2 separate regions of the Mus musculus genome follow, and region 1 is linked to region 2. A link is a loop called in an ENCODE intact Hi-C map of the cell type or tissue named here. Cell type or tissue: left cerebral cortex. All regions are shown on one strand. Region 1 overlaps Cops2 (COP9 signalosome subunit 2). Region 2 overlaps Secisbp2l (SECIS binding protein 2-like).

Region 1 (5,000 bases), 92 kb before region 2:
CTAAACAGGTTAGACTTGAGTTCTTTCTCTTGATGGTGTCAGTGCGTTACTTTGTACAACAGTAATGGTTCTGTGGGTTTGGGGTGTTGTTGATGTGATGGTTGCCTTTCTTTTTGAGATGGTCTCTTGTAGCCCAAACTAGCTGTGTGACCAAGGGTACCACTGGGCTCCTGACCCTCCCCTTTCTGCCTCCCAAATGCTGATGGACAGGTGCCATCATGCCTGCTAAGTCGTCATTTTATTTTAAAGAAAGGCCAATTTACTAATTACTAGTGTGCTTCAAAAGTATTTTTATTGATTCTGGTACTAATTAGCATTTAAAAGTAATATATCCAAGTTAATCTCTTTAAATAGTATCTTCAGAGACTTAAATACTACCTGTAAATAACTTGGGCAGACGTTTTTATTTTTTTCAGACTCCTTGCACCTGTTGTTATAGCTGTTTTTGGTTTTGTTTTGTTTTTTGGTGGTTTTTTTTTTTTTTTTTTTTTTTTTGGATGAAGTTGTGTCTGCATTTAAACTTGGGGCATTGAGCACTTTAGACAAATGTTTCCATTGAAATTGCACGTGCACACACACACATTGGGAATGTGAAATGTGAACATGAGTCACAAGTTGTGATGTTAGATTAAAGTCCTTGAGAAGAACTTGTCCTGTGCCAGACTCAGTAGGTGCTCTATACATGATTCTATCAAGGATGCATGGTGATAGCTGATAAAGGGAAAGAGGAAAGGGGGAAATGGCTTCTTCTAGAATGTGGTAGCTAACTAACAAAGGTAATGATGATTTTATGTATTCATCCTATTTATTTATTTTATTTATTTTTAAGCTTTGTTACCCTCTGGTGTTTGAACACAGAATGTTCTCTGTATCATTTAGTATCTGTTTTTGTAATCCTAACAAGCATTCTCAGAATCAGCCTCATCACACACATATACACACACCCATACTCACCCATGTACGCACGCACATATGCACATCTGGGAATAAGGGAAAGGAAACCTTGTCACTTAGTGGCAATAACTCTAGAGCATCCTCCTGCTGTGTAATGAGTTTGAGGCCAGCCTGGCTGGTGGCACATGTTAACCTTGGGAACAAGGTAAGTTTGAGACCAGCCTGGACTACATGAGATACTGTATCTAAATAAATAACACTAAATTATGTGGAAACATATTTTCTGTTATTTGCAAACAAGTATCATAAAAACATATTTGGTACTGTGTTTATAAATGTTATTTCAAAAATGCTAGGGGACTAGAATTGAATAATTTTAAAACTTGAAGGTTGTATTCTTCTGTGTGTTAATTTGAAACTTTTGCGTTTTGAAGAAAAAGTAGCTATTGTGTGGGTAGCACTCTAACTCCATACCATCAGGAACCCTGAGTAAGTAGGCAGCCTTCCTGAGAGTCTCAGACTCTCCGAGAGTTCAGGATCCAGACACCAAAAACAAAGCTACAAATAGAGGAGGATGAGCAGAGACTCTTGAGATGGTGTAAAACAATGACCTTTATGGGGAAAGTGTCACTCTAATTAGTGATTAACCAACAGCCAAAATCACACAAAAAAAAAGTAGAACTGTTCTAAAACATACATGGGATGTGGTGGCTTACACCTGTACTCCCAGCACTGAGGAGGGTAAGATAGACCACCACAAAGAGTTCCAGGCCCACTAGCTCTACGGAGTAAGACACTGTCTCAAAATAAAAGACAAAACCATTTTGCTAGGAAGGGTGCATTCGCCCTCGCCCTCGCCATTCACCCCCCTCCTCTTCCTATTTAGTGAAGGTCCAGCATATCGTTCTGATGATATAAAATAAGTGGTCATATTGGGAAGGAGCTGACTGTTAGGGCAGTAGAATTTATGACCATATATAGTTTACATGATAAGATATATTCCTTGGTTTTACACAACAAACAAAAATATCTTGGCACTTATAAATGTGATCTCTTAATGTTTTTGACTATAGTAGACATTTGGTAAGAAATAAATAGTGTATCTTACATGTATTAAAGTTCAAAGATGCACTTTTAGTTTGTTCAAATTAACTTTATTAACAGGTACAAATTTGCTGTTTACAATTATAGAATTCTGATTTTTTATGTCAGATGGATTTACTGCAGGAATTTTATGAAACAACACTGGAAGCTTTGAAAGATGCTAAGAATGATAGACTGTGGTTTAAGACAAACACAAAGGTAACAATTGCATTTGTCCTTTGGAAGAGTGGGTGGGTACCTGGAGTGATATGCTCCAAGTCTATGTACCTCCTCCTAAAGGCTTTTCATCTTAATTAATTTTTTTTACAGCTTGGAAAATTATATTTAGAACGAGAAGAATATGGAAAGCTTCAAAAAATTTTACGACAGTTACATCAGTCTTGTCAGGTAACATTCCCTTACCTTTTCCTGAATATAAACATGAAATAATAGTATTCAGCTTACTTAGGCATGTTTGTGTGAAAGTATCTATCCCAAAAATAAAATTTAAAGAAGTAAGTTTTTAAAGGATCATGATCATGAGTTCAAGTCCAGCCTTTTTTTATAATGACGCTTTGCTTGGAGGTGAGGCTGACTTTCTGAGTCATTTGTTAGATCAGTGGCTCTCAGCCTTCTTAATGCTGTGACCCTTTAATATAGTTCTTCATGTTGTGGTGACCCCAGCCATAAAATTATTCTTTTTAAAGATTAATGTATTTTATTCAGAGTGTTCTGCATATATATCTGTGTGTTAGAAGAAGGCACCAGATCTCATCATAGATGGTTGTAAGCCACCATGTGGTTGCTGGGAATTGAACTCAGGCCCTCTGGAAGAGCAATCAGTGCTCTCCAGCCCCATACATTTATTTTTATTGCTACTTTGTAACTGTAATTTTGCTACTGTTGTGCATCATAATGTAAATATTTGATATGCAGTATTATCTAATAGCAGCCCCTGTGAAACGATTGTTTGCCCTCTCAGGGGATTGTGACCCACAAACTGAGAACCACTGGTCAAAATGCTGGATTCAATTCTTACCCATTATGGTATGAGGTGTAGTTGTCAGTGAGCGAATAAGCCCCTTATAATATGTAGTAAATATGTACTACCTAGAAATAATGCAATATAGAGTTAAGCCTTGGTATTTACTTATTTGCTTTGGGAATATGGGGAATAGTTTTATACATATAAATAACAAAGATACTATATATTCTAATATATGGTATATCTTTTTGTATATCATTTGTAGCATTATTCTCAGATAAAATTTGGAGTGATAGTGTCTATGTCTGCAATCCAATATAGCCATGTTAGGTGTTGCATATTTTAATATGCGAGGCATTATGTTGAGACATGTGCATGGTAAGCTGGTTATGATTTATTGGTGGATAACTAAACTACCGTTTAAGGTCAAGGACTTTATGAACAATACATTTGCTTAGTGTGTATATTTTTTTTAAATATTTATAGCTATGTGGCTATAGGCCATAAACTAACTAAGGCTCAAATTTGCAAGCATATTCTGGGTTGCTATGTAATCTTCCTGACATAAGAATGGCTGAGATGAGAAAGTGTAGCATATTTTTATCTCCTTAGGTGCATTCAGGAAGTGGGTTTCCATTGGCTAGATGATCTAAACCAATTGTGAAGGAAGAACATTAGTGTACTTCCTAGCTGAAAATATAAAACTGCGTTGATTTTTAAATTACATTTAAGTGTGGGCACGGTATACACACATGTACATACCACAAAGTGCATGTTGAGGTCAGAGGACAACTTGTGGGAATCACTTCTCTCCTTGACACTGTGGAAGATAGATGGCTTGACAGCAAGGGTCTTCCAACGTCAAATTTTAGTACATGGGACTGGAGAGATGGTTCAGTAAGTAAGAGCACTTTGTTAAGTGAGTACAAACTTAGTTCCACATCACCTACTGGTGACAGTCAGCATGGCCATGCATGTCTGGCCAATGCTGGGTTGGGGTGTGGCCACCAGGCTAACTGAATAATCGGTGCACTTCAACTTCCCTGAGAGTTCCTGCTTCAAGAGATGAGGCAGACAGTGTTTCCTGACCTACACACAGGAATGCACAAGCATACACATATGCAACACACAGAGGTCTTCTTAATGAATGTCATTTTCTTTAAAAGTATTTTATACACAGGAAAACTTCTAGCCCCTTTTCCCTATCCAGGTTCCTTTGGTCACTCTACAGTCAGCCATGATGCAGTAAAATCTATGATGCATATAACACAGAGATACAAGGCTCCCAAGTTAATGCTAATAAAAATCTCTCAGTTGCCCCTGCATTTTGTCTTGACTGAAATATTTGTTTTCCTAGACTGATGATGGAGAAGATGACCTGAAAAAAGGTACCCAGTTATTAGAAATCTATGCTTTGGAAATTCAAATGTACACTGCACAGAAGAACAACAAAAAGCTTAAAGCACTCTATGAGCAATCACTTCACATCAAGTCTGCCATCCCTCACCCACTAATCATGGGTGTCATCAGAGGTAAGTTTGGATGTAGTCAGGAGTCATTGCATGAGACTGAGTGGCTCTAAGGTTGTTTCTGTTTTACTGGCAGTAAATGGTAAAGGTTGAAAGTCATAAAGGGGTCTGTTAGAAAGTAGCATGTGGCCAGGTGTGGTGGCACACGCCTTTAATCCCAGCACTCGGGAGGCAGAGGCAGGCCCATTTCTGAGTTCGAGGCCAGCCTGGTCTACAGAGTGAGTTCCAGGACCGCCAGGGCTATACAGAGAAACCCTGTCTCGAAAAACTAAAAATAATAATAATAACAATAATATTTTTTTTTAAGTAACATGTGGTTTTTTTGTTTTGTTTTGTTTTTGTCTTGAGAAGGTCACAGTAGGGGGCTGGAGAGATGGCTCAGCAGTTAAGAGCACTGACTGCTCTTCCAGAGGTCCTGAGTTCAATTCCCAGCAACCACATGGTGGCTCACAACCATCTGTAATGGGATTCAATGCCCTCTTCTGGAATGTCTGAAGAGAGCAATGGTG
Region 2 (5,000 bases):
TTTGCCTCCTAGCCAGCTAGCCCTGAACCTTTGTAACGGCAATGTATGTTCTGTGTGGAGTAGAGCAGTTTTAGGCCCACCTTTTCACCTTTGTCTTCCTTACCTATAAATTGATGATGATATCTGCTTTGGTTTAGTATTAGAGGGTCAGAATGAGTTAATCCATGCCTGAATAATTGAAAACTGTAGAGTGTAAATCACACAAACTGGAAATCTTACTTGGTCACCTCGGATTTAAAGACGTGCCGTATTTGCTTGTTTGCTTCAGCATCCTGCTTCCCTTCATTTGAAGACGGAGATAGATGATGTGAGTTTGATTGTGACTCTTAGCACTCTCCTTATACGTTCTCCTCAACTTAGTTTCTAAAATAAGTCACCTTTTAACAGGCCATCTTCTATATAGCCAGGTAACACAGCCGACTGGAATCCTCACGGCTGTGCCTGTGTTTCAGTGTAACATTGGAAGAGTTTGTTGCACCTATTTGAAGAGTGACTGGTAATTAAAGAATGCTGTAATGGATTTCAGGTTATTTTGAAAGAAAGAGAGGAGAAGAAGGGGCGTCTGATTGTGGAACATAGTGTTTTGGGAGCCGAGGAGCCAACAGAAACGCATTTGGACCTAACCAATGACTTGCCTCAGGAGACTGTCTCCCAGGAAGGTGAGGAAGCCTAGCTGCGCCTCCAGTAGCAGTTGCACACACTCTTTTATGTATGTTGATTTAGGTGGTTTCTTTTGAAGGCAGATGGCTGAAAGGGTGGGCAGGTGTTCCATAGCAGGTCTCTGACAATTTGGAGGCTCAGATTCATCAATTGTAGTAACATCTCAGGCGTTAGGATCTTCCCAGGGCCTGGGACTACTGGGATGGATGGCCATGAGTTTTTGCTCATCATCTTTTACATATAAAACACTATATATTGGTTATTTGGTTATTTTTTTCCCATAGGACTATTTTAAAAGTACTTTTATTGATTTCTTATTTTGGGGGGGGGATTAGTACATAAAGCACAAGGAATAGAGAGCTGCAAAACAGAGCAAAGATTCTATTCATACCAGCACGCGTGATTCCAACAGATAGGTTCCCATCTAGTACAAGTAGCCACATAGCATTTTGCAGCAAGGTAAATCTGATTTGCACAGATCTCAACCAGGAATCTTTCAGTACTTTTAGGAACGTTAATTTATTCCCAAGTATTGTTTATCTAGGACATAGTTTCTTGGGGTTCCCCTTTATTCTCAATGTGATTCTCCTTAGATTTATGTATGTCCACACATTGATTCATCCCTCTGATGTTGATCTAAAAGCTACCAGTGTGTTCAATAAAAGATTGGAAAACCAAATGGTCAAAGGCTGATATGATGGGTACACAGAAGGAATATGTAACTTTCTAATTACTAGACGGAATATGCAAACTTACTGCATTTACTTGTTGAGGACAAGCAGTAACTGAGGAAGAAGCAGTAGAGTTGATAGTTTGTATCTAGAAGTATGGCTGCCTGAGCATAGAAGCAAAGGCCAGATAATTAGGTGGAGTCTAGGAGAGTTAGGAGAGGCTCAGGAGGGTGAGCCTTGCTCTATACAGGGTTGCGGGGTATGGGGGTGAGCAGAAGTGGGGCCTGGGGAGTTGGGAGGGTGAGCAGGTGTAGGATAAGGAGAGTTAAGAGAGAATGGGTGACATAGATTGTCATTGCCAGACTGCAACTCTTCTGTGGAAACTTCTAATCTGTGCTTAGATTTTTCTTGGGTATGCTCTAATAATAGTAGGAATACTTCATTCTTTAATTAATAAGAAAAACAATTTATGATAGGAAAATGCTTAATTTACTAGCTTCTGGAGAATTAGGACACAGCCTGAAAAATTCTATCATCTAAATTGTGTGTGTACATCTGGAGCTTCTGAGCGTCTGAAGTTTCCAGGTTCTTCCCTTTCACCTCGACTCTCCACAGATGCTGGACTGAGCATGCCCAGTGATGCTTCACTTTCTCCAGCAAGTCAGAACTCTCCATACTGTATGACACCTGTGTCGCAAGGCTCACCCGCTAGTTCTGGCATAGGCAGCCCAATGGCATCGTCAACGATAACCAAAATCCACAGCAAAAGATTTCGAGAGTAAGTTTTTTTTCTCAGTATTGAGGTGACACAAGTGAAGGATCTTGGTCGTTCTGAGTTTGTACCTTTGTTCCCTAAACCCAACAAGGGACTGTGGAGGTTGTGCTGGCTTCCTCCGCTTGCTTCATGGCTGGCGTGGGTCTATTTAAAGCAGTCCCTGTTGTCAGTGCCCTTGGAATGGGACTCCACGGTGCTGTGTTTTCTTTATCCCGCGTGGTGCTTCTCTCCCAGCATTCCGGCATTTTACATTATACGTATATTATGTGTATGTGTATACGGATGTTACATATGTGTGCATAGAGGATGTAATGTTCTATGAGATTTGCTCTCCAAATACTTACATTTTTGCATATAACATAGGCGTTTTATAAAGCTTACTAATCAGTTAATGACAGGTAACAGGCTTCCTCCCCTAAGACCCTGGGTCCATCCCATAAAGCCATTTGTTCTTGTTTGTTGTGCGTTTCTGTAGTGCTAGAGATCGACTTCATGGCTTCCAGCTTCCTGGTCAGGTGTTTGACCACTGAGTTAACCCATGCACTTGGGTTTAAAGTTGGATAATTAAGGATTCATAAAGCAGCTGTGATGTATTTTAATATTTGTGTAGACAAAGAGCTTTGAGCTTTTACCTTTAAAAATGACTTACGAAGGAACTCTAGAGCAAGAGCCAGTGTGGTTCCGGCAGCCACTGTTCTGCTCTGTTCTGCTCCCTCCTCAGCTCTAGCTGAGCAAAAGCCTCTCTTCAGGCTCTGAGCAACTAATCATATGTCAGACAGCAGATGTGGAACAAATGAAACACATGGAAAAGAAATGCATATGTATGAAATGAGCAGCTTGAGACAGGAGAGAAGGAAAATGTAGTTTGTTGTTGGATTTTTAAATTTTGAGTGTTTATAACATTTAATCTTTCCTCAATCCTCCCATTTCTATCTTCTGAAATGATGTCATACTTGCTTAAATGTTTGCAGGTAAAACATGCGATTTCCTGGACATGTTTTCAGGCCCATGTCCCATCGTGTGAGGTAGACTGCCTGCCTCCGGTGCAGTGAGGTCAGATCTAGGACAGTGGATGATGGTCCACAAGTAAACGTGATGGCTGCCTTGCCTGGGAGCTAAGTGAACAGTGACTGTACACTTCCTTTGTCTTCCGACGGCCTCAGTCAGCTGCCTGGTTTGGTGCAAAAGCCTGTTGTTTACCTCAAGGCTTCAGTTTACCTATTGAGTTCGTCTTCCATAACCATAGGTTTTCAGAGCACCTAACCAAACTTATTTTTGTGGTTGGAAATGCTTTCATGGCTGAGACTTTTCCAGGCTTTTCATCAAAGGATGAAGTATTTTTAGTTTTTTTGGCATATTTTATAACCTTTTTTTTTTTTCAAAATAAAACAGATTGATTGGATCGGTGGGCTGTGCAGTAAGAAATACTGTCTACCGCCTTGATTTTTTTCTTCAATTTAGCACATAGAGGAGTGGGTTTCATTATGGCATCTTATACATCTGTATCAGTCTGCTTGGTGCTCACTCATGCACTCCTTCAGCTGCCTCCTCTCCCCCACTGCCCACCTTATGCTGCTTCACTTCCTGTCCCAAATAGTCCTCCTCTCATGTCACTTACTTCCATTACTCTCACTGGGTGTGGTGAGACCAAAATCTCATGTCTTTGACCCCAGCACTTAGGAGGTAGAGGCAGGCAGATCTCTGAGTTTGAGGCCAGCCTGGTCTACAGATCGAGTTCCAGGACAGCCAGGGCTACACAGTGAGACTCTGTCTTCAAAAACAAAAACAAACAAACAAACATTTCCTTATCTTCTATTTTCTTCTTCCTCTCCTAAGATCTCTTGTGCCCTCTGGTAATCTTACCTACTTTCATGACATACTTGTATGTGTGCCTGTACACACATACACATGTAAATCTAAGATCTTAAAGAGAGAAAGCATGCAGTATTTGTCTGAGTCTATGTTACTTCACTTAACATAATGGTCCCTAGATCTGTTTTCTTGGAAATGTCTTTAGTTTATTTTTCTTGGCAGCTGAATAAAACTCCAGTATATATTAATAAATTTTCATCAATTTCATTTAGCCATTCATGCTGGAGACCATCTTGATTGGTTCCATTTTTAGCTACTGTGGGTTTATAGCAGTACACACGGGTATAAATCTATCTCTTTGGTCTATTAACTTAGAGTTCCAGGTTTATGCTCAGGAATTGTGGAGTTGTGATTTCCTTGGGGGCTCTGTCAGTACATCAGCAGCAGGGTCAGGCACCTCTCTCCTCAGTCAGAGGATGAACTGTTACTAAGAAATTCAGAAAACTTGCATTTTTCTCTTACTAGGCATATCTCTAGTGACATGTATCACAGTGGCATATGAAACTGTAGTCTCTTGTAAGTCAGCATTTGGTTTATAGCTTTAGAACCATAATAATTAGGAGTTCAGTACTACTTCCGATGGCATCTCGTCCTGGACTAAAAGCTACTTCACTGAAATTCACAAAGAGAATCAGTATTGCTGTTTTTCTAATTGGCATGTTTAGAGATTGTAGACACTGGTGAACTTGTTAAAAAATGCCTTGTTGAATGTATTCACCCTCAAAGATATTTTCCTAATGTAAGTCTGTAATTACAGGTCAATAAATTAGGATGGAATTACCCAGCTCTTTGCTTCTTTTACAGATATTGTAACCAGGTTCTTTCTAAAGAAATTGATGAATGTGTGACCCTCCTTCTGCAAGAGCTTGTCAGTTTCCAGGAACGCATCTACCAAAAGGACCCAGTGAGAGCCAAGGCCAGGCGGCGGCTGGTCATGGGGCTGCGGGAGGTCACAAAGCACATGAAGCTGAACAAGATCAAGTGCGTCATCATTTCCCCAAACTGTGAGAAGATCCAGTCAA

What was found. Hi-C counts contacts between places; a loop is a spot of excess contacts. Peaks named below come from ENCODE experiments on the same cell type or tissue, not always from the same donor. Only the 100,000 strongest peaks of a DNase experiment are listed, where the experiment ranks them.
Region 1: a loop joins it to region 2, with 2.9 times the contacts of the local background. A loop is called at or near these places in 9 of 42 quality-filtered maps.

What each region holds. Positions count from the first base shown.
Region 1 is chr2:125,839,818-125,844,817 of GRCm38, reverse strand. Cops2 (COP9 signalosome subunit 2) reads left to right here. Exons shown (of 13, transcript NM_009939.3): 4 at 1-8; 5 at 2,107-2,196; 6 at 2,308-2,385; 7 at 4,320-4,494. Among named protein-coding and RNA genes, the nearest start is that of Cops2, 17 kb to the left of the region's middle. In left cerebral cortex, no CTCF peak of the experiment used is centred here; no DNase peak of the experiment used is centred here.
Region 2 is chr2:125,747,388-125,752,387 of GRCm38, reverse strand. It overlaps Secisbp2l (SECIS binding protein 2-like), which reads left to right. Exons shown (of 18, transcript NM_177608.3): 13 at 527-659; 14 at 1,947-2,109; 15 at 4,783-5,000. Among named protein-coding and RNA genes, the nearest start is that of Shc4, 26 kb to the right of the region's middle. In left cerebral cortex, no CTCF peak of the experiment used is centred here; a DNase peak (open chromatin) is centred at 2,853.